Linked DNA regions of Homo sapiens: all the other regions are linked to region 2. A link is a loop called in an ENCODE intact Hi-C map of the cell type or tissue named here. Cell type or tissue: endothelial cell of umbilical vein. All regions are shown on one strand.

What was found. A loop is a pair of places that touch in the nucleus more often than their neighbours do. Peaks named below come from ENCODE experiments on the same cell type or tissue, not always from the same donor. Only the 100,000 strongest peaks of a DNase experiment are listed, where the experiment ranks them.
Region 1: it touches region 2 in a loop (5-fold over the local background); 77 of 110 quality-filtered maps call a loop at or near these places.
Region 3: it touches region 2 in a loop (4-fold over the local background); 21 of 110 quality-filtered maps call a loop at or near these places.

What each region holds. Positions count from the first base shown.
Region 1 is chr5:134,574,503-134,582,502 of GRCh38, reverse strand. It overlaps JADE2 (jade family PHD finger 2), which reads right to left. Exons shown (of 12, transcript NM_001388185.1): 11 at 5,607-5,735; 12 at 1-4,009. The coding sequence ends at 3,186. It overlaps LOC124901191 (U7 small nuclear RNA), which reads left to right and starts at 4,313; the gene lies at 4,313-4,372. RefSeq lists enhancers at 364-895, 896-1,428. In endothelial cell of umbilical vein, a CTCF peak has its summit at 4,524 (motif pointing right); DNase peaks (open chromatin) are centred at 2,282, 4,572 and 5,082; H3K27ac peaks cover 2,223 bases.
Region 2 is chr5:134,407,884-134,415,883 of GRCh38, reverse strand. It overlaps CDKN2AIPNL (CDKN2A interacting protein N-terminal like), which reads left to right and starts at 4,003. Exons shown (of 3, transcript NM_080656.3): 1 at 4,003-4,268; 2 at 5,882-5,981. The coding sequence starts at 4,030. RefSeq lists enhancers at 3,135-3,872, 3,860-4,349, 3,873-4,611. In endothelial cell of umbilical vein, a CTCF peak has its summit at 3,879; a DNase peak (open chromatin) is centred at 3,903; H3K4me3 peaks cover 1,429 bases; H3K27ac peaks cover 1,070 bases.
Region 3 is chr5:134,499,673-134,507,672 of GRCh38, reverse strand. It overlaps LINC01843 (long intergenic non-protein coding RNA 1843), which reads right to left and starts at 1,121. Exons shown (of 2, transcript NR_105045.1): 1 at 839-1,121. It also overlaps the pseudogene RNU6-456P. RefSeq lists enhancers at 853-1,507, 3,866-4,205. In endothelial cell of umbilical vein, no CTCF peak of the experiment used is centred here; a DNase peak (open chromatin) is centred at 4,092; H3K27ac peaks cover 1,800 bases.

The DNA of each region.
Region 1 (8,000 bases), 170 kb before region 2:
TCAGCCGCTGCCAATGTTGGTTAGAATTGGGCAGTTGAATCTCTAGGAATTGTCCCAGCTAGTCCCAGTGTGCCCATACACAGTATACACAGGCATGCCTGCATACGGACACACGAGACGTGGCCTGGCACACCCCCCACAAACAATTCAACATCTATGTCTGGAAACCTGGGGTGGCTTCTCCAAGGAAGCTGAGGCCCTTACATTGCAAATGCTCACACACTGTCACTAAGTCAGGCTCATTTAATAAAATAAACCCTTCTACCTTTCTTCTTCTCATTTGTTTCAAAATACATTTATGATACATAAAAATACTTTTCTTGCACATTATCCTTTGTCATGTGATGAGGGGGAAGGAGGTGGTGGGCGGTCAGGTCAGTGAGAAGGGGGACGATAGCCAGAATGAGTTACAGAGCAGCTTCTCCTTCCCTGCGGAGGAGCTGTGTGTGGAGGCAGATGTGGTTGAGAGAAAGATCTACCTCCACCTCTGACCTGGAAAAGGAACCTGCCTCAGTCTCAGGGACAGCAAAGCCCTCTACACTGGGGACAGTAGACCGGAAAAAGACAGAAGCGGCTGTGACCAACAGGGGAAAGGCTGGGAACTGGGGGAGGATGGGTGGCTGGCATCCTTCTCCTTGCAGCCTGCTGGACATCCTGGAGGTGGAGACAGCTGCCTGAAGAAGATTGCTCCAGGGCTTGGCCTGGGAGTGAAAGGGCACCCCAAATGAAAGGCCACCCCCCTCCCCTCGCAGCAGCCAGCCAGCCTAACAGACATCTGGGTTCTGCAGGACACAGGCTCAGCAACAGTCCAGTCCAAAGCAACAGCCAATGAAGAAGGGCCAGAATCCAGAGGCCAACAATGTGAGCAGAGGCTCTTGGAAGAACACCAGCCAGCCCGAGGCAAGGGGCCAGACTCGTTGCACCCTCTCCCTAATTCTCCACCCACCCCTGCCACCAGGGAGGCCCAGCCCCTGCCCCAGGATGGTGTGAAGGGGCAAGGGGCCAAGTGCTGAGACTGCTGGACCCTGGGCTTTCTGGGACCCCTGGCAGAGTTTGGTTGTTCTTTAAGCTCACCTCTTTGCTTCCTGCAGGGTCAGACCGGGCAATCTGGCACAGACAGGGTTGCAGCCCGAGGTGACCCAAAGCATGGGGAAGGAAGAAGTTCTGTTCAAAGGCAGTAAACAGAGACTGGGGTTGGGACACTGATGCTGACACTGACTGGTCACTACTACCAAGGCGGGCAGGCAGACTAAACTCTACAGGGTAGCTCATGCCATCCCAACGCCCAGAATCCTTGAAGCCCACCCCACTCCCTCCGAGTCCACCCGGACTAGACACATTTGTCCGATCCTCTGAACTGAGTCATTATCTTTGTTTCCTGTTTTGCTAAAATTCACATGAAATTGAGTGTCGATGACAATGCCACTGTCGTACCTTGATAGTTTTGGAGTTAGGGGTGGATGAAGGTCAAGCTGTTCCCCATCCTGCTTATTTGCTTTATGTATTTGGGGAGGAGGGAACCACATGGTAAAGACGTTTTCCATGCTGGTTTCACCGTCAGTATCTTTCCCCTCTGTGAGTCTCACAGTTTAGGAAAGCTCACAGTGGGCTCAGCCCAGGATCTGAAATCTAACACCCAGGTACACTTCAGCAGCAGCAAAGCATCCTCTTCCAAGCGCTTGAGCTCTTCTCCTTGGGTGTGTGCAATGAACATGTTTCTATACTTTGTTGCTAAAGAACTCCATTTAAAAAAAAGTCCAAATGACAAGTTGTCAGGTCCAGGCTGTGCTGTATTATGGTCAAAATATTCTTTGGCATCCACAGAATGATTCGACTGATTCACTGGACTTTTTGCAAGGTTCTTTTTGGAGAAGTTCTGGCTTTACCAGTGGTGGAAGTGACCCAGGAGTAATTCATCAAAGAAAAAAAAATGTTTTCACGGAATTCCTTTTTTGTTGTTCCCTGAGCTATCACCCTGGGGCCACTCTACTGAAACTCTTCAGAGCAACTACCTGGGACCTAAGGGTGGGGTGGGGAAGGCAGGACGGCGGGGGGGGATGGCAGGACGGGGGGGGGGATGGCTGTGCGAGGGGTTAAGGCTCAGGAACAGGGGAACATCCAGCAAGACTTACAACAGCCCCAGCGGCCAACACCGGCCCGCCCTGGGCCCCGGGATCCCACTGCTTGTTGGAAGGAGGAGTTTCCAAAAGGAAACCACGGAAGAAGCTCATCTTGTAGCAGGACTAGGAAACTTGAAAAGGCAAACGGTCTGGTCTGGTCAGCTCTGTCTGAGCGTGACCAGACTTCGGCCGAGACTGGCCCCGAAGGAAGGAAGGAAGTTGGAGCCTCAGAGTGATTCTCTACAGTGGGCTGGTCTGAGCCCCATGACCCTGTCTGGGCACTGGCCCTCCCCTACAGCCCTCCACCTGCACTGGCAGCTGGCTGTTTGGGAGTCCCCTGAGTAAATGGCACAGCTCAGGAGGGATTCTGGGAACCCCTTCCCAGAGCCGCTGGGCTGGGCACTGGCAGGGGCAGAGCAGCAAGGGAGGGGAGGGTGGCAGGGTGGGCAGGCAGGCCTCAGATGATACGGGCTGATCAGGAACAGCTTTCAGTTCCCCTGGAACTAGCGGGCCCTCTGCACCCCCTCAGTGCTTTCTCATATAAACTCGTTGTGCTTGTGACAGTGAGTAGACTCTGGCTGGGTATCGTTTATTATACTTCCTTGGGGATCGGTGGAGTGTAGCAGGACCCCCCAAATGGACCCCAGTGGGATCTGGGGGCAAGGCGGGGTAGGCCCTGGACTGGCCCATCTGCCATGAAATAATGCCCAAACGACAGTCTGTGTCACCCAGTGGCAGTGGGCTGGAGTCCTGAGCTCTTGTCCACCTTGCTTGCATCTAGCCAGGAGCCCAGCAATACCACGTGGGCAGGGCAGGGATGGTGCGCGGGACCTGGCAGGGTCCTAGCGGCCGGAGCCGTGGAAGGAATCCTAATGTCCTAGGCCAGCACAGAGGAAAGACAACAGTGTAGAATTCAAAACTCTCTCTATATTAAAAATAAAACCACGACGGAGTGGCAGCCTCGAGGGTCTGGGACACTCAGCAGAGACTGGAAATGGCAGTTGTGACTGGGCTGAGGCCTTGTGGGGGGACCAGGGCAGGGCCTGGGACAGGGAAGGGGGTGAGTTAGGAGGCCAGTACGCCCATGCGGACCACCTCCTCTGCCCCTGCCTCCCGGGGACCCCGCTGCACCCCACCGTCCTCGGCCTCTACATCTGAGTCGCTCATCTCCCCATCAGAGAAGTAGCCATCAGTCTCAGTGTCAAAATGCAGGCTGACCTTGGGCCTCTCAGCCACAGCTGAAGGTGGTCCCATCCCAGCATCAGGCCTGGCACCCGGCAATCTCCGGGTTACCTTGCTCTCGCGGGGTGGCCGGAGCCGGCCCAAAGGCTTAGGGCTTGCTGCAGGGCCAGGCACTTGGACATCTGAGTCAGCAGCTACTGAGGCTGCCTCGTCCGGGGTCTCAGGGGCCAGTGGCGGGGGGCTTTCAGGGGTGGCTAGGATGGGACAGTCCCCGGCTGCAGGGCTGGACGGCAAGTGAGAAGATGTCCGACGTGGTGGCTTCCTGGTAGGTGGCCCTTGACCCCCCTTGCCACTGCCTGCATCCTGGCCCCAGGTCTTCTTGGGGGCTTTGTCTGGAGTCGTCCGTGAACCAGGCCCGTCCTGCGGTGGTGGTGGTGGTGGTTTCTTCTTGGCAGGCAGGCGGGTGCGGCCTCGGGCCTTCCTAGCAGGGTCACCAGGTCGCAGCGAGGGGTCCCGCATGAAGCTGAGCAGTGTCTCCTCGTCCTGCAGCAGTTCCTCTGACAGCAGCCCTGGAGCAGGGTCCTCGCGGTGCCCATTGTTCAGTGGCCACTCGCTCATGGCCATGTTCTCTGCTGTGATCTGCACCGACTGTGCCAGCCAGCTGTTGAAGAAGGTGCCATCGATGGGGAATGAGGTGGACAGGCCTGCTGAGGGGAGAGAGGAGGCAAGTGAGACGCCAGCAGACGTGTGTCCCACCCTTTCAGGAAGCCCACTGACGCTCCCAGCACACCACCAGGCATCGTCTTCTCTCTGTCCCCCTGTGCCAGACCCAGGTGAGCTATCTTGTTTTGTCCATCCCTCCTGCCAACACCACCAAAGAGTAGGGACTACTTATACGCTTCTCTCCAGAAGGACGTGCTGCCCTCAAGATGGGCTTCATAATTTGTGGGCTAGAGTGTAAAATGAAAATATAGGCTCCTTGTTCAAATATTATTAAGAATTTCAAGGTGGAGTGTTATAGCTCTTTTAGTTTGTCTAGCAGGTTTTTTGGATTTTACCAGAAAGCCTGCCATGGGAAAGAAAATTCAAGGTGGCAGCAGCAGAGCATTAACCAAGAACAAGGACCCCGTGGCACTGCACAGGTTGCTACCCACGAAGTTGGACCTGCCCACTACCCCCATTCTGGTGGGGTTGGGGAAGGAGGAATCTGGAGGAAAATGCCCTCAGGCCGCCAGAGGGCGCTCAGTCTTTATAAGCGTTGCCTCCCAGCGCTTGCAGCAAAGAGCATGGATAAAGGGATCAGGTACGAATAGGGGTAGCAAGCAGTATCCAGTCCCTCCTGGATGTCAGGGAGAGGGGAGGCAAGTGAGACGCCAGCAGATGTGAGGGCGGCAGAGCCTTCCTTCCTTACCGAGGTCTTGGGAGGGGGCAGCTGGCGAGACGGGAGACTGGGTTTCCTGTTAGACACCCAAGTTATCCCCTTCTTTTTGCGGGAGGGGTGTGAAATGAAGGAACAGGGTCTTGCTCTGTCACCCAGGCTGGAGTGCAGTGGCATGATCATGGTGCACTGCAGCCTCAACCTCCTGGGCTCAAGCGATCCTCCCAACTCAGCCTCCTGAGCAGCTAGGAATACAGGCATGCACCACCACGCCTGGGTTGTCCCCTTCTTGAGACAGAGGGACAGAAAGGATGACCTGGGGCTTCCATCCCAGAGGCAAGGTCTGGAAGGGGACTCCATGATGCTCCCTGAGATCTCTGGAGGAAGCACGTGAGGTCCATGAGTCACACTGCTCCCATTAGGCTGCTCTGCCTAACAGGAGGCCTGGGACAGTGGAGGTGGTGGGCAGGGCCAGAGCCTGCAGCCACTCCTCTGGGCAGCTCCAGGAGAGTCTGCTGCTGTTGCAGGAAGGGCCCACTTAGAGGATTCTGGGAGAGTAGGACAAGGATGGGGCTTTCTGGCAGATCCTCCCCTCCCAGCATGGGGCTGTCCCAGGGGCCTCTGGGAAAATCCAGCACCCAGGACCCCCCAGCCAGGGGAATGACTGGACAGTTCCTGAGTGGGCGTGGCCCAGCCTCCATCCAGGTCTACAGACGGGGCATTTCCCAGGATGTCACACGGGGCTCTGAGATCTGTCTCCTTTGTGGGTGGAAGGTGTGTGCACCTGGGCAAGCAAGGGCCTGGTTACCGCTCTTGAGCCTCAGTCTCCTACTCTGTGCAGCTGGCCTTCCGCAGGGCAGACAGAGCTGCAAGCGTGGTGATGGTCAAGCCTGCCGTGTCTGCAGGCCAGCATGGCCCTCACTCACCCAGCTGCCCCAGGACTGAGTCAGGCCCCGCCTTCACTTTCTCTTTCTTCTCAGTGCTGCCCTTGGAGCCCTCGCAGCCCTTCCTCTTCGAGTCACTCTTCTTGCCCTTTGCTCTCCTCCCAGACCGCTCTGTGTCAGGGAAAGTGAGAGGAGGAGGGAGATGGTTACCCTGAGTGGCCTCGGTCAGCACCAAGATCCCTGCGTGGCAGCCCAGGAGTCCTCCATCAGCCAGTGCTCACCCTCCACAGCAAAAAGGTTGGAGTTAGGGGATGGCTGGCATGGTGGGGTGGACCAACTGTCCACTGTGGCCTGTGGGGGACTTGGGGTGGCCACAGGGCCACGAGGAGAGGCCCTCGCAGGACCTGGACTCCAGTCTGACCTGCACAACCTGTAGTCTTGGGAGAGAGTGTGGGTGGTGGGAAGAATGGCTGGAAGGGAGTCTGGACAGGGCAGGGCCTTGAATGCCAGGCTGAGGAGCTAGACATGTAGGTGGAAGGAACACTACCTGAGGGGTCAAGAGGCTTGGGTTCCATTCCTAACCCCAGGGTCAGCAACCCTGAACCAGTCTCCTGCCATGGTCTCTTGGTTGGCTTTCAAAGTCAGGCAGCAAACTAGATGGGAGATTCAGGGTGCACCCCTGGCCCTTGTATCCTTTCAGTTCAGGCCAGGCCTCAGTCTCATCTGTTTTGGTTTGTTTTGAGAGAGAGTCTTGCTCTGTTGCCCATGATGGAGCGCAGTAGTACAATCATAGTTTACTGCAGCCTTGACCTCCCAGGCTCAAGCGATCCTCCAGCCTCAGCCTCCTGAGTAGCTGGGACCACAGGTGCATGCCACCACACCCGGCTAATTTTCAAATTTTGTAGAGACAGGGTCTTGCTATTTTGCCCAGACTGGTCTTGAACTCTTGGGCTCCAGTAATCCTTCCACCTTGGCCTCCCAAAGTGCTGGGATTACAGGTGCGAGCCACTGTGCCTGGCCACATCTGTTTATTTATTTATTTTTTAGAGACAGAGCCTGGCTCTGTTACCCAGGCTGGAGTACAGTGGTGTAATCATAGCTCGCTTGCAGCCTCAAACTACTGGGCTCAAGCAATCCTACTTCTGCTCCCCAAGCAGCTAGGAATACAGGCATGTGTCACCATGCTCAGCTAATTTTTGTATTTTTTTTTTTTTGTAGAGACAGGCTGGTCTGGAACTCCTGGCTTCAAGTGATCTTCCCACTGTGGTCTCCCAAAGTGCTGGGATTTTAGGCATGAGCCACTGTGCCTGGGCAATCTCATCTGTAACATGGCATGTAACTAATGCCTAGATACTCTGGAGGCAGGCTCCTGAGGCTCCCCACTGCTCTCAGGACAGTGTAAGCTCCTCCCCCAGGCTACAAGAAGATCTCGCACATGTGACCCAGGTTACCCGTCATCCCCACTTTAGGAGTCTTCCTTCTGCCTGGTGCAGCCATTCCAGCCTCCTTCCAGTTTCTCTGCCAAGACATGCTCTGGCCACTAAGTCTCCAAATATGCTGTTTTCTTCTCCTATCCTTCACCTGATTCAGTTCACAGGCCAAATATCATCTCCACTAGGAGGCTTTGTCCAGCCGCCAGGCCAGACAGCCTCGCCGATATGCACACAGCCCATGTCCCACCCCAGGCGTCAAGCCTCTCAACAGTGTGAGCAGCAGCTTTGGACAGGGCAAACCAGTCATCTCCAAATACCCTGCCCTGCCCTGAACAAAGAGCTGCCTGTTGTTGACACTCAAGACAAGGAGTTGCAAATGTCCCCAGAACCAATGTGGGGATGTGGACCCTCCAGGCTCTTGCCCATGCTTCTGGAATCCTGTGCCTGAGGGCACTGCTCGTGGCTTGCCACCCTCTGCTTCCTCAACTGTGGGTGCCTTGCATGGGCTTCTCCTTCTGCAGCCGATATGTGGCCACAGCCAAGTGCCTGAGATGTTGTTGGAGCATCACTGCTTCTGGGAAGACATCCCTGATACTTCTATCCCTAAACTGGCAGCAACTGTAGCGTCTGCGATACCACATTCCTCTCTCTCTCCAGATGGTGCATTCCACAAGGGCAGCAACCCTATCCAGTCCATGCTCAGTTAATGCTGGCTGAGTGAATAAACAGAAGATAGGGGGCCTGGAAAGCTCCAGCAGCCAGGAAGCTGCCACAGTCTTTGGGTACACGGTGAGCTCTACATGGTCATGACTAGCACCTGAACTTGGCAAGGCTAGATGTTGGGGCCAGAGTGGGTGGTGATGCCAAAGCACAATCAGGTCAGCTCAGCTCTGGGGCAGAAGTAGGGGCAGCAGAGGTCCTCAGTCATTTGCTCCAACGGTGGCTCAGCAGCTTTCCTCTCCAGGCCCAGCTCAGCCCTGAGGCTGAAGTGGCATTGGCAGAC
Region 2 (8,000 bases):
AGAGATGAGGGTCTCACTGTGTGTGGCCATTAACAATTTTTTTTTTTGAGACAGTCTTGCTCTGTTGCCCAGGCTACAGTGCAATCGTGCGATCTCAGCTCACTGGAACCTCTGCCTCTCAGGTTCAAGCGATTCTTCTGCCTCAGCCTCCTGAGTAGCTGGGATTACAGGTACGTGCTACCACACCTGGCTAATTTTGTATTTTTAGTAGAGACAGGGTTTCGCTATGTTGGCCAAGCTGGTCTCGAACTCCTGACCTCAGGTGATCCGCCTGCCTCAGCCTCCCAAAGTGCTGGGATTACAGGCCTGTGAGCCACTGTGCCTGGCCAATATTTTATACTGCTTAGCATTTTGAAAGCATAATGTTAACAACATCACAATTTTTTTTTAAAGAAAGAATACCTGGCCAGGTGTAGTGGCTCATGCCTGTAATCCTAGCACCTTGGGAGGCTGAGGCAAGAGGATCACTTGAGCCCGGGAGTTTGAGACCAGCCTGGATAACATAGCAAGATCCCAACTCTATGAAAAACTTAAAAATTAGCCAGGCATTGTGGCACACACCTGTAGTCCCAGCTACTCATGGAGGCTGAGGTGGGAGGATTTCTTGAACCTGGGAGGTCAAGGCTGCAGTCAGCCATGATGTGGCACTGCACTCCAGCCTGTATGGCAGAGCAAGATTCTGTATTAAAAAAAAAAAAAAGAATACCTATTTGTGCACTTTTGGGTTTACAATTGTATGCATGTCTGAATATGTTCGTCCGTATGTTATGTATATGCATATGCTCCATAATTGTCACAGATATGCTAAATAAGGTAGTTGCTGCATGACCTTTAGCTTTTTCACACCCCATAGGCAGGATTGGCTGTGTAACTGCAGCTGCTATTTGCAGAGCCTGGGTTCCTATTTCTGAGCTAACCTCTGTACTATACAATCAGGTGACCAAGACTTTCTGAGCTAACCTCTGTACTATACAATCAGGTGACCAAGACTTTAGCTCAGAGAACCCTCAACAACTTTGAGTTTTTCTTTTTTTGAGACGGAGTCTCACTCTGTCACCCAGGCTGGAGTGCATTGGTGCGATCTCAGCTCACTGCAACCTCTGCCTCCTGGGTTCACGCCATTCTCCTGCCTCAGCCTCCCAAGCAGCTGGGATTACAGGTGCCCACCACCACGCCTGGTTATTTTTTGTATTTTTAGTAGAGACGGGGTTTCACCGTGTTAGCCAGGATGGTCTCGATCTCCTGACCTCGTGATCTGCCCGCCTCGGCCTCCCAAAGTGCTGGGATTGCAGGCATGAGCCACCACTCCCAGTCTAACTTTGAGTTTTTCTAAGTTTGGTCAGCGGCAGGTGGAAGCAGAATTACCTGGGGCCTTGAATCTGAACATCCAATGGTGAGCCTGGGGGAGTCTGTCATTTTAACGAGCCTCTCAGGACGTGGGATCTGCACTCACTTTTGGGACTTTTAGGTCTGTGCACCAATTCCTGATTGCTGGGAGTAGCTAACTCTGTCTTTGGTCTCACAGGCCTGTTGACACTTTGCTTGCCCACATTTGCATGAATATCATGCCTCCCTGTTGTTAACCATTATGCCATATCACTGAGCTTGGTGCTGGGTCTTCAGGTTCATTCTATGCGGACTGCCCTGTATTTCCATGCTTTGTTGAGTCTCTGATTTCTGGGGACCCTGATGCCCCAAAAGAAGCTGCAGAAGCAGCAGACAGGATGTAATCAGCTCTCCCCACAGGCCACACTCACAATACAGGACCTGCACTGGAGCCCTAGATCGTGGATTCTAGGCTCACCTCTGTACCCCAACCTCACATTTGACTGGGGGCAATGGGGAAGCCTATTAGGTCAATAATCTCTCAAAGCTGGTGAAGGCTCAAGTGACTCTTTGTGTGAAGGGAAAACTTTCCTTTGCTCTCTGAAGGTTAGTGAAAATCAATTGACAAAAGGCAGATTAAGAGGAGAAAAGGCAGCCAGGCACTGTGGCTCACGCCTATAATCCCATCATTTTGGGAGGCCGAGGAGCTTGGACCACCTGAGATCAGGGGTTCGAGACCAGCCTGGTCAACATGGTGAAACCCCGTTTCTACTAAAGATACAAAATTAGCCGGGCGTGATGTCAGGTGCCTGTAATCCCAGCTACTCAGGAGGCTGAGGCAGGAGAATCACTTGAACCTGGGAGGCAGAAGTTGCGGTGAGCAGAGATCACACCATTGCACTCCAGCCTGGGCAAAAAGAGTGAAATTTGCTCTCAAAAAAAAAAAAAAAAGAGAAAAGACATACAAGTTTATTAATGTGCATAGTTAATCACAGAGTGATTACCCCATCATCCAGAGTGTGAATATTTTAGATGGGTAGTAAATGATTTTTAGGGTAATTCAATGGGCTTGAAGAACATGCAATGGCCTGGGACAAAGTCTGTTGGGCCTGCAGAGGAGACAAGGGTTTGTGACAAAAGTCTGTCCTAGTGTGTTGACCATACTTCAGTCTTTCCTCCTGCAAAACAAATTCACTTAATGAAAACTCAGGGAGGGAACCAGAGATAATTGTTTCCTTTGGCGTTCTGGACTAAATTTAGGCAGATAAGGGAACAACTTCATCTTGTGCTTTGGGAGGAACAAAGAATTGACAGACAGGAGTGTGTGTTGGTGGCGGAGGTCACAGAGACCTTGAGGCTTCTTCATCAGTTCAGCATGTCAAAATACATTTTGGGGTGTTGGTTTCTGAGCCCCAACACCCAGTTACTGTAGTTGAATGCTTCCAGGGATGGAAAATTCACCACTTAAAAGGAAGCTCTTTTTTCTCTCAGTGTGTCTGCTACCTGAGACTCGAACAGACAGCAGAGTCATGCCAGCTAAATAAAAACTTTCAGGTCCAGCCAGTTACGATGGCTCATACCTGTAATCCCAGCATTTTGGGAGGCTGAGGGAGACGGATCACTTGAGCTCAGGAGTTCGAGACCAGCCTGGGCAACATGGCGAAACCCTGTCTCTATTTAAAACCAAGTCCAAACTTGCTCATTTCCTCTGGACACATTGTTTCTGGCTCCTTCCAGCATCTTTTGTAAACACAGGTGTCACTGTTCTGGTTAAAATCCTTCAGCGGCTCCCCATTCTTGGGATCTAGCCAGGATCCCTGCCTGGCCTACTGGCCTTGCTGACCTCTGCAACTTCATCTTCTCCATTCTCTACCTGCCCTGCCCCGCCCCCCAACCCCTCCTACCCCCTATCTTGCAATTCTCTTACCAGGCCATGCTCTCTCTTGCTTTGACCGACTCCCCTTTACTCAGAAAACTGCTCATTCTTCACTTCTCCAGGATCACTTCCCTGACCCCAAGACTAGATTGGGTCCCTTGCTTATTCATGGTTGTAGCACGCTGAACTTCTCTTTACTAATACTTGTCAACGCTGAAATTCTCCATTTACTTGAGCAATTATGTCACTAATGTCCACTCCTCCACTCCATGGTAAAGTTCAGGCGAGCAGGGCTCCGAATGTGCTCTCATTGCCTCTCCAGCACCTAGCAATGTGCCTGGCAAGTATTCACGGGATGGATGGATTACTCGCTCCAGGAAGGCGGGCCCCAACCTTCGTGGCTGTGGAGACCCCTGGAAGTCGACCGTGACCCGGGCCCCCTGATGTCGCTCAGGATGAGGCGGTGCCCGGGAAACTCTCAGGGCAAGGGCACAGCATAGCTCTGGCTGGCATCCAGCTGCCAACTGGAAGAGGGCGCTCCGAATCTGTGTTTAGGGACCTCAGTTTTCCCACCGGTTCCCCGCAGGGTCGACCGCAAAAGACCCTTGTAGCCCTGGGTAGACCCAGGGCAGGAGCCACGGGCTGCGGCGGTCTGAGGAGCCAGGAGCCGCTCTGTGCCCCCGCAGGCCGCCGCTCCGGGCGAGGGCGCTCCAGGTTGGTCTTCTGGAGCAGTCGTGCGCTGATGGGGCCCCTCTGGCCGGCAGGCGGTGGCGCAGTGCGCGTCGGGAAGGCGGCGGGCTATCCGGTCCTCGGCTGCGGCGGGCACCATGGTCGGTGGCGAGGCGGCTGCCGCAGTGGAGGAGCTGGTTTCGGGGGTGCGGCAGGCGGCCGACTTCGCGGAGCAGTTCCGCTCCTACTCAGAGAGCGAGAAGCAATGGAAGGCCCGCATGGAATTCATCCTGCGCCACCTGCCCGACTACCGCGACCCGCCCGACGGCAGTGGCCGCCTGGACCAGCTGCTCTCCCTCTCCATGGTCTGGGCCAACCATCTCTTCCTAGGCTGCAGGTGCGGACCCCTGCCGGCCGGCTGATCCTGTCCCCTATCTTCCGACCCTCAAGGCCTCTCCCAGGGCTCACCCCTGACCCGAACCTCTGCCCCAGACTGAACCCGGGCCCAACCTCCATCCGCATTGGTCGGCCCGAAGACTGATTCCCACCCTGGAGGCCCCTTGGAAAGATCCTTATCTTTGAGCCTCAGTTTTCTCTTCTGGTAAAAGGGTGGTTATGATGGCTGTAATAATTAAAGGGTGAAGAGCTAAATACATGGCGGGTTCAAAGGTTGCTATTGTTATTTGTATTACTATTATTATTAGCTCAAACCATCACCTTTGCAGTATGCATTCGAAGTCCGTTAGCCCCTGTCACCTACATGGCAAACGTGCAGAGAGAGAAACGGAGATCCCCATTTTACAGATGAAAAAGCTTAGGGAGAGAAGTGATATACCTGGGGCCATGCAGCTTCTGGCAGGATTGATGGATTTTAATCACTAATGAGAGGATGTAATCTGTATCCTATGGCTTTTTCTCCTCACTCCACAGCCCACGGGGTCCTAAGTAGGAACCAGCTTCACCTCTCTGCTTTCCCTCTTATGAAAATGGCCGATGCCTTTTTGTGAAGGTCTCAAAGCCCACTTCATCCTGGCTGCAGCACCAAAAGGACAAAGGCCCGCTTTTGAAGTGCCTGATAAGGCATTCCTTTCACCCCTCCATGAGGAAGGTGGCAAATCTTGAGACTCCCTATTAGAGAGCTTCGATTTTCCTGAAATTGTGTTAGGAAAATAGGGTGACTTGGTTTGATCTTGGTTTCTATACCTATTATGGCTGCCTGACTCTGGTCATTTGGCCCCTGCAGGCCTAAGCCACTTGGTTTTGCTTCACATATTGGGGTTTATTAGAACAGTACGTAGGGAAGCAATGCCAGAGGCACCCGTCCCTTTTCCCTGCCTTCTAGGTGCTCCTGGGAAATCCTGGTTTTCCATGGTTAGGCAAATGTCAGAGAATTGGGGAAATAAATAATGTTTTTGTTAGACTAACATTCCATGTATTTAAAAAATAAAAATATTTTGGTCCTCATCCTGTATCTGAGAATATCTGTTGCTGGATGTACAGTGCCTCTGTTCTTCTAAATCTTGAAACATCTGCTGTACTGGTATTTCTGAAGTCCACTTCTGTATCTACAAGCAAGAAGTGTTCACAGGGCCAGGCACGGTGTCTCACGCCAGTAATCCTAGCACTTTGGGAGGAGGATCACTTGAGGTCAGGAGTTGGAGACCAGCCTGGCCAACATGGTGAAACCCTGTCTCTACTAAAAATAAAAAATTAGCCAGGCGTGGTGGCACACGCCTGTAATCCCAGCTACTCGGGAGGCTGAGGCAGGAGAATTGCTTGAACCTGGGAGGTGGAGGTTGCAGTGAGCCGAGATCACACCACTGCACTCCAACCTGGGGGACAGAGCAAGACTCCATCTCAAAACCTTGTGGGGAACATGTATAGGTTTGCCCTGCAGTATCAGGTCAGTTCTCTGAGAGCTGATTTTATAGTTGAGCAACCTGCAGTTTCTTATTAATCCACAGTGACAATTGTTCCAAGGTTTTTACCTTACTACTTTTTATTGTGCAGTTACAATAAAGACCTTTTAGACAAGGTGATGGAAATGGCCGATGGGATTGAAGTGGAAGACCTGCCACAATTTACTACCAGAAGTGAATTAATGAAAAAGGTAAATAGGATTTCCAAGTGCATGTGATGAAATGGTGTAGAGTTAACAGTCCCTGCCTTGATGACACTATATTAGAGTATATTGTTTTTGAATGCTCTTTACTGCCCCAAAGACCTATACCCTTTCATTTTTATTTCCCCATAATTGGTATAAGCCTTTTCATAAATAGTTGACAACTCACTGTGGTAAATTATGCATTGTTGATGAGGTAACACATAAGCTTAACCTCTTCCGGTTGTTTAGGAACATTGTTTTGAGATTTTTGCTTGATGTTTAAAAAGATGTTGGCTAGAATACTTAAGTTTCCTACTTGTTAAAAAATCTCATTGGTAAGACTCATCCTTACCCCAGGTGTGAGTGCCGGTGTGAGTGCCGACCTGACTTGTTTGGCTTCTGTGATTTGCTGATAAGAACGTGCCTGGAGCAATGTCGATGGCATAGCTGTTCTCTACCCTTTGGGGTCTGATCTCAGGCGATGGGCTTTTTACAGTGAGTCTTGCCTAGAGTCTTGAATCTGGACACTGGAGCTGGGGCTACAGAATGTGGCAGAAAGAACCTCAGAATATGGAGCTGGGCATCCCAGCTATTAATACTTTTCAGAATCACCTCCAAAACATGCTTGTTTCACATTTGTCTGCTCAGGCAGCAGAATTAATTGCTCGCTTATCTTCTGAAGTTCCTTTGGCACTTTATCCAGGGCTCTTTTAAAGCAGTTGTGACCTTACAGATGGTGTCTAAAGTTCTATTTAGTCTTTACAACTCCCAAACCTAGTATACTTATACCCCAGAGAAGGTACTCAGAAAATACTTATAAAATCGACTGAAGCAGTAGAGTAAAAAGCTGCTGGCCCCTTTTTAGGTCTGCCCTTAGAAACATAGGTAAGCCCATTCCTCCACATTTAGGTCTTGTCTTGGGAGGTGGGGCACATATAGAGGTCCTCTTCCATATGGGTGTCAAGGAACTAATCAGATTCTCAGTTGCTCATAAAGTATTTCAGTCCCAAATAGTACACCCCACTTGATTTTCAGGATGGTTTGTTTTTCTTAAAAAAGTATTCTTTTAGTTTTAATCTGAACCTGGGGAAAAGCTTCAGGTTGGTTTTCGAGATGCTATTATGTTTTAAAATCAGCTGTTACCTCAACACAGTACTCCTGACAAAAAATCAGTAAGTAAAATCAGCTGTTTTTTTGTTTTTGTTTGTTTGTTTGTTTGTTTTTGAGAGGGAGTCTCCCTGTGTCGCCCAGGCTGGAGTGAGGTGGTGCGATCTGGGCTCACTGCAAGCTCTGCCTCCCAGGTTCACACCATTCTCCTGCCTCAGCCTCCTGAGTAGCTGGGACTACAGGCGCCTGCCACCACGCCCAGCCAATTTTTTTTTTTTTTTTTTTTTTGTATTTTTAGTAGAGACGGGGTTTCACCGTGTTAGCCAGGATGGTCTCGATCTCCTGACCTCGTGATCCGCCCGCCTCGGCCTCCCAAAGTGCTGGGATTACAGGTGTGAGCCACCGCACCAGGACTAAAATCAGCTGTTAAAAAGGGGCTACTGTTTTTAGCCAGGGAGCAGTGTGAATTGGGAGTGTGTGGCTTTTTGGATCTTCTCATGTAATACTTAAAAAAATACTGGGCAGTCCTTGGGTGTTCTATAGTAAGGTTCTTGGGGCCCAGCCAGGGAGGAGCTAGATAGTTTCTGGCTACTGGAGTATACCTTATGGGGCAGGGGCAGGGGCAGAGGTAGGCAGGGAATGAGGTGAGCCTTTATTTTTAATTTATTTTTTAGATAGAGGCTCACTTTGTCACCCAGGCTGGAGTGCAGTGGCACGATCTCAGCTCACTGCAACCTCTGCCTCCCAGGCTCAAGTGATTCTAGCGCCACAGCCTCCCCAGTAGCTGGGATTACAGCCGGGTGCCACCATACCCAGCTAATTTTTGTATTTTTAGTAGAGAAAGGGTTTTGCCATGTTGTCCAGGCTGGTCTTGAACTCCTGGCCTCAAGTGATCTGCCCAGCTTCCCAAAGTGCTAG
Region 3 (8,000 bases), 92 kb before region 2:
TTTACACATTTCCCCTGGTGACTCACCAGTCCTTACACCTGCCCGGCATGCTCGCACCTCCAGACTCTTGCTCCCATAGCCCCCGTGTCTGTCTCAACTGCTTTCTTTCTCAATTACCAGGCCCACCTCTTCAGGGAGCTCTCTCTGACTTGGAAGTGCCAGTCCCTTCCTCTGTTTTTTTTTTCTTTTTTCTTTTTTGAGACAGGGTCTCTTTCTGTTACTCAGGCTGGAGTGCACTGGAGTGATCATGGCTCATTCCAGCCTCAACCTCCTGGGCGCAAGCAATCCTCCCGCCTCAGCCTCCCAAAGTGTTAAGATTACAGGTGCAAGCCACCACACCAGGCCTCTTTCTCTGATTTCTGAGACTTTCACAGTCTGAGGGTTCATTTAGTCTACAGTGCCCAGGTAGGCATCTTTTTACCTGCCCCCTTCAGCTTCCTCCCTTCTCCATGCCAAGCCCAGGATCAGGGAACAAGAGACCTTGAGTCCAGCCGGATGCCATGGCTCACGACTGTAATCCCAGCACCTTGGGAAGCTGAAGTGGGTGGATTGCTTGAGCTCAGTTCAAGCCCAAGAGACCTTGAGTCCAGCCTCTCAGCCATTTCCAAATTTCCTCTGCACCCTCCCTGCCCAAGTTTCTCACCTGTGCTTGGATGTCCCCATGACCAGGGCATCTGGGCCACACTGTGTCTCCCAGGAGCTCCCTCCCACTGCTTGGAGCCCCATGGAGTCCACTTGGCTTCCCAGTAACCATGGCTGCAGTGGAGCATGACCCACACCTGAGGCCATCTGAGGGACTTGCAAATGGCTCCCTAGCCCAGGGGTCTCTTTTACCCACCTGCCACATGCCAGAAATTCCACCATTAGCAAGTCTGACAGCATCCACCCCTGATAAGGACAGACGCCCCAAGGAGAGACTCTGCCGCGAGTCGCTGGGCCAGTACTTGCTGCCAAGAGCCTGACAGCCTGTTGCTTGGTGACATCTCACTCAAGTCCTTCAGGAAACTTGCACCCCAAAGGCAGGAGGGGGCTGAAGGAGATGGGGCTCCTCTGCAGAGCTTTGTCCAGAGGCAGCAGGCTGAGAGGTGGGGGGGGGAATCTAAGGCAGCCCAATGACCCCACCCTGCCCAGGGGAGAGGCTCTCAGGCCCCACAAGCTCAGCCTCTTCCTGTCTCCCCACACCCCCTTTATTCCTGCACCTCCCTGGCTGGAGAACCGCCCCCTGCACACACTCCCAGCGGCTGGGCAGTTAGTGACCTTTGGACTGGGAAAGCACTGGAGCCTCCTGGGCCCCACACCCTGGCTGGCATTCACCGGGAGCAGGGAGAGTCCCAGAACTGTCACTCTCAGGCAGGCCCAGTCCCTGGTGTCCTCAAGTAGCCAGTCCTGTTCTCCCCTTTCTTCCATGGGGAGGAGCTGGGCACAGGGAAGAGGGCTGGGCCAGTCCTGGCCGGAGGCACTGTGCTGCCACTTGCCCTCAGCCCCACAGGTGCCCCTGGAGTCTGTGCAGAGGCCCGGGGCAGAAGCCCTGGGGGTGCTCCTACTTTCCTGCCAGAGGGGCTGGAGGATAGGATGAGGAAGTGTGCTCAGTGCAAGACCCCGAGAGTCCCAACAAGACTCATTTAGGAGGGTGAGCTAGCCCTGTCTAATAAGGAACTATTTCAGGTTTGCAGTAATCAAGTCTAGCTTGAGGCTGTCCCAAATAGTCAGATAATGGAAGCCAAATGTCTGCAACCATGATTTGGCTCCTGGGCCTAGCTGTTCAGTGCAGACCCAGTGAGGGGCCTCAGCCCTGCACCCAGCTTCCAGGCCCCCACCTCTACCTCAAGATATCAGTGCAGGCCCAGTCCTAGTAGGTCCTCTGGCTAATGAAGCCTCCTGGAGCCCATAGCCCTACCAATTCCAGTTAGAGCCCACATAGCAGACAGAACAAGATGCTTTTTTTTTTTTTTTAAATGGAGTTTCCCTCTGTTTCCCAGGCTGGAGTGCCATGGTGCGATCTCGGCTCACTGCAACCTCCGCCTCCTGGGTTCAGGTGATTCTCCTGCCTCAGCCTCCCAAGTAGCTGGGATTACAGGTGCCTGCCACCACACCTGGCTAATTTTTTTTTTTTTTAGTAGAGACGAGGTTTCACTGTGTTGGCCAGGGTGGTTTCGAACTCCTGACCTCAAGTGATCCACCTGCCTCAGCCTCCCAAAGTGCTGGGATTACAGGCGTGAGCCACCGTGCCCAGCACAAGATGCTTTTCTTTTCTTTTCTTTTTCTTTTTTTCTTTTTTTAAGACTATGTCTCGCACTGTCACCCAGGCTGGAATGCAGTGGCACGATCTCGGCTCACTGCAACCTCTGCCTCCCAAGTTCAAGCGATTCTCCTGCCTCAGCCCCCAAAGTAGCTGGGATTACAAGCACATGCCACCACACCCGGCTAGTTTTTTGTATTTTTAGTAGAAAAGGGGTTTCACTCTGTTGGCCAGGCTTGTCTCACTCCTGACCTCGTGATCCGCCCGCCTCGGCTTCCCAAAGTGCTGCTGGGATTTCAGGCGTGAGCCACCGTGCCCAGCCTACAAGATGCTTTTTAAATTAAGGGCTTCATGAAGAATTTCGTGGTTCCCCAGAAAGTGTAAGGAATGTTTAGGGTTTGGCTAAGCCTGGCTTTGAACCTGATGCTAATAGGGGAGAAGGCATCTTTAGACCTGACCTGAATCCAAGTCAGGGGTCCAGTCAGTTGCCTGGCACAGCTGGGTTGGTCTCTTTTCTCAGAGACATCTATCGGCTGTGTTACTGAGGACAGCAAGTTGAGGGTTGCCCCCACCCCAGGAGCACAGCCCATCACTGGCCCTATTGGCCCTTCATAGGCGTGGTCCTCTGCTAAGGATGGTTAAATTCTGCCAAGCTCCCATCGTCCCCCCCGTCAAAGGGGAAGAGGGACATTATGCATGGTGCAGCATGGGGCTTGTGGTCCTCTGTCTGAACCTTGAGCATGGCACCCATGCTGGGTTGGGGAGGTACATACAGAGACACCCAGGGGCATCCTTGGAGAAGGGCTGTCTTTGCTCGGAAAGTAAATGCTCATTTCTGCTCTGTAGCAAAATCCTGCTATGTATCCAATTTCCTCCTCAAGCCCTCGACAGATTTTCCAAATGGTCTCGAGGGGTTCAGCATTCAGACTGTAGGTAGTCTGGGCTTTGCTGGGCTTAGGGACTGTGTCCTCATGATCCCTGGTCTGGGAACATGGTCTCCAAGCCTAGCAAACCCCAGACTTCTTAGTATTCTCTGGATGTCCCTATGCAGCACCAGGAAGAAAGAACAATTTCTCCCCCGACCCTACTCTAGACTTCTCTGCCAGTCTCATCCCTCCCTTGCTACCTGTGGGCTTCCTGAGCCCTCAACCCTCAAAGCCACAGTCTAACACAGTTAGAGTTAATGCCAACTGCACCTCATGGTAGCTGTGTGACCTTGGGCAAGGTACTTATCCTCTCTGGGCTCCATTTGCCTTCCCCATAAAATGAAAATGATGATAATCCTTAACTGAAAGAGTCATTGTGAGGATCAGATGAGATCATTGAAAGGCTGGCACGTCGTCAGTGCTTAATAAACAACAGGTGGTATGGTTATCATTGTCATCTGTGGATAACTGTCTTTAACCTGGACCTCCTTTTCTGCCCCTCTCCTCCATCTCCCTAAATCCAGACTTGTCACCTTCCTAAAGCCCCTGTGGCCAGAACTGGGGTGGCTGGTCAGGTCCTTCTCCCAGGCAGGCAGGAGGCAGGGAAGTGTGTCTGAGCAGCCTGCATCCCTGGTAGAAAAGATAAAACGGGTCTTCGGAAGCCGGGGTGCTCCCACTTTGGTCATCATTCATACTCCTAATTTAAGAGGATTTCAAGAATCAGCATTTCTGTGGTAGAAGCCAAAGCCAAAATACAGAGAGCGCGAGAGAGTCATTGAAGGCCACAAAGCAAGTCCAGGCCAGAGCAGGGTGAGAGTCTTGGTCAACCTAACATCCAGCGCTCCTCCCCATCTGACTCAACAGCTCTCATTTCTCTAGAAGCCTCATTCTGAAGCTTTCCTGTTCAGAGAAAGCAGCAAACAAAGCGCAGAGCCAGCCCCCTGGGCCTGGAGCCCTGAGCTCCCTGGGCAGACCCACAGGCTGACAGAGACGTTACCGGAGTTGATGATTCAACTTCCTGCCTTTTGAGAGCTCCCAGACCACAGAGGTTTTCCTGCATGGAGGAGGGGGCATCTCCTTGCAGAGGGCCAGCCCCAATGGGACAAGGCCCTACCACAAACCACAAGGACAAGGCAATGCCTGGAGGGGGCCCTGGGGGCCACACCTGAACCCTGGCCAGCTGGCTCCTGAAGCCTGGCCCTCTCTGGGTTAATGATTACTACCTAGGGTGACCAACTGTTCTGTCCTGGTTTGCCTGGGACTGTACTGGTTTTAGCACCAAAAAATCTAAAGCCTAGGAAACCCCCATTCCTGAGCAAACCAAACAGTTCGCCATTCATACCACCCGTATGGTAGGACAGGACTTACAGCCTCAGTGATTATGGGGAATCTGAGCCCCAGGATGGCACATTCTACAACAGAGAATTGGCCAACTGTGGCCTGAAGGCCAATTCTGGCCCACTACCCATTTTTGTATAGCCCATGAGCTAAGAATAGTTCTTACTTTTTTTTTTTTGAGACGGAGTCTCACTCTATTGCCCAGGTTGGAATGCAGTGGCACAATCTCGGCTCACTGCAGCCTCCGCCTCCCGGGTTCAAGCGATTCTTCTGCCTCAGCCTCCCGAGTAGCTGGGATTACAGGCATGGACCAAAATGCCTGGCTAATTTTTGTATTTTTAGTAGAGACAGGATTTCACCATGTTGGCCAGGCTGGTCTCAAACTCCTGACCTCAAGTGATCCGCCTGCCTCGGCCTCCCAAAATGTTGAGATTACAGGTGTGAGCCACCGCGCTCAGCCAGATATGTAAAAATTATGTGAAATTCAAATTTCAGCGTCCATAAATAAAGGAATACAGCCACACCTGTTCATTTACATGTTTCCTCTGGCAGCTTTCACATTATAAGGCAGAGTTGAGGAGCTGCAGCAGAGAATCTATGGGCCTATGGACTTCAAAGCCAAAAAGATCTACCATCTGACCCTTTACAGAAACAGTTTGCTGACCCCTATTCTAGAGGCATGCAAAGGGTGGGTGGGTGTGAGTAGGCAGTGATGCTTTTGTGAAGAAACTCAGGACTGGGGAAGGAGAGGGAGATTAGAGGAGTGGGCGTGATAGCACAGCACTTATCCAAGATTCAGCAGATTAGCTGTGAGGCAGGGACTAGGCACCTATGCCTTCTAAGACTCAGTTTGCCATCTGTACGTGGGGAGAAGGCAGGGCAATAGGAAGGTATGTGCTTCTCTCTGACTTCATGGACTAGTTTTTCAAGCTGCCACTGTCCTCTCCAAGAACTCAGCCACCACCAGGGACTTCTGTGTGGCCTAGGGCAGGTCCTGCCTTCTCTGGGCCTAACCTTGAGGCCTCTCCACCCTACAGAGTAGGTTCTTACCTGGCTTTAAGGCAGACCCAGGACCGGACACTTCATTCCATCTAGACTTTCAACAAGGGTGTGGAAGTACCTACTGTGTACAAGGCACTCTTAGGGCCCTCTGGCATTGAATGGTCCAGTGAATACCTCTTTGCCTTTCATCCAGACATTTGGGTGAGGAGCTCTCCTCCCTGAGACATGGTGCAGGTGGGGCCATTAACTCCTGCCTTCCCACCCCCACTCAGGTGAACATCACTGGAAACTTCTCAAGTGCCAAGCCATGCCCTGAGGGTTGCTGAGCTTGGCCAGCAGGAAGCTGACAATCTGGGAGAGCTCAAACAATGTAGAAAGACACTGGTGAAACTGGGATCCAATGCCCAGCCTAAAGTGGGCCCAATTCAGCTCCTCCACCCACCCCTGCCTACAGCCTACAATAAGATGCTCTCTCCTTTTTATTCTAGAGGGCTAAGGAAGGGGTTTATCTGAGCAGATCAAGGTTCTCGGAAGGCTTGTGGGGAGCCAACCTCAGCTCAACATAGACAGTGGTCTCTTTGGTCCGCTCAGGCAGGGCTAGAGCCATCCCTTTGCAGAGCTTCTGTGTGCCCAGTGACACTCTCAGCCCCTCCTGGGGACACTCATCCTACTAAGCCACCTCCCTCTTTTCCTCTGTCCCCACAGCTCTGGTTGCTGACATCAGGTTTTAGGACTTTGGAAAACCTAGTAACTAAGGATCAGCAGAAGATACCACCGAAAGAGATGCTCAGTTTCCAAGCTCTCCCTGGAATTCTCTCATGCAGTAGCGTCAGCAGGTTTAGCTATTTACTTATTTAATTATTTATTTATTAGACCGAGTCTCGCTCTGTCACGCAGGCTGGAGTGCAATGGTGTCATCTCGGCTCACTGCAGCCTCCGCTTCCCAGGTTCAAGCAATTCTCCCGCCTCAGGCTCCTGAATAGCTGGGATTACAGGCAACCGCCATGATGCCCGACTAATTTTTTTCTATTTTTAGTAGAGACAGAGTTACACCATGTTGGCCAGGCTGGTCTCAAACTCCTGACCTCAGGTGATCCGCCCACTTGGCCTCTCAAAGTGCTGTGATTACAGACGTAAGCCACCAAGCCTGGCCGCTATTTATTTTCTTAAGTAAACTTTTGTGTTGAAGTATAATATACAGTCATGTGCTGCACAATGATGTTGCAGTCAACAACAGACCAGATTATAATGGAATTGAAAAATTTATATTGTCTAGTGACATCATAGCTGTGGTAATGTCATAGTGCCACACATTACTCACATAGTTGTAGTCATGCTGGTCTAAACAAACCTACTACACTGCAGTCGTGTAAAAGTATAGCACATACAATCATGTACGGTACATAATACTTGATAATAAGCGACTACGTGACTGGTTTATGTATTTGCTATACCATACTTTTTATCATTATTTTAGAGTATACTCCTACTTACTAAAAAAGTTAATTGTCCAGGCGCGGAGGCTCACGCCTGTAATCCCAGCACTTCGGGAGGCCGAGGCGGGAGGATCACGAGGTCAGGAGCTCGAGACCAGCTGGACCAACATGGTGAAACCTTGTCTCTACTAAAAATACAAAAATTAGCCAGGCGTGGTGGCACGTGCCTGTAATCCCAGCTACTCAGGAGGCTGAGGCAGGAGAATCGCTTGAACCCAGGAGGCGGAGGTTGCAGTGGGCCAAGATCTCACTGTTGCACTCCAGCCTGGGTGACAGGGCGAGACTCCGCCTCAAAAAAAAAAAAGAAAAGGGAAAGGAAAATATTTTTGCACAGCTGTACAATGTGTGTTTTAAGATAAGTGTTTTTACAAAAGTCAAAAAATTAAAGTGCTTACTTCAGCCGCACATATACTAAAATTGGAGCAATACAGAGAAAATTAGCATGGACGCTGTGCAAGGTTGACACGCAAATTCATGAAGCATTCCATATTTTTCTAAATGCCCATCAGTGATAGACTGGATAAAGAAAATGTGGTACATATATACCATGGAATACTATGCAGCCATAAAAAGGAACAAGATCATGTCCTTTGCAGGGGCATGGATGGAATTGGAAGCCATTATCCTCAGCAAACTAACGCAGGAACAGAAAACCAAACACTGCATGTTCTCACTTACAAGTGGGAGCTGAATGATGAGAACACATGGACATATGGAGCGGGGAACAACACACACTGGGGCCTGTCGGGGGATGGTGGAGGGAGGGAGAGCATTAGGAAGAATAGCTAGTGGATGCTGGGCTTAATACCCAGGTGATGGGAAGATCTGTGCAGCAAACCACCATGGCACACATTTACCTATGTAGCAAACCTGCACGCCCTGCTACGCCCGAACTTACAATTAAGTTGAAGAAGAAAAAAAAAGTTGAAACAGAATTTAAAAGGTTACAGTAAGCTAAAATTAATTTATTATTGAAGAAAGAAAATATGTTTTTCGAGA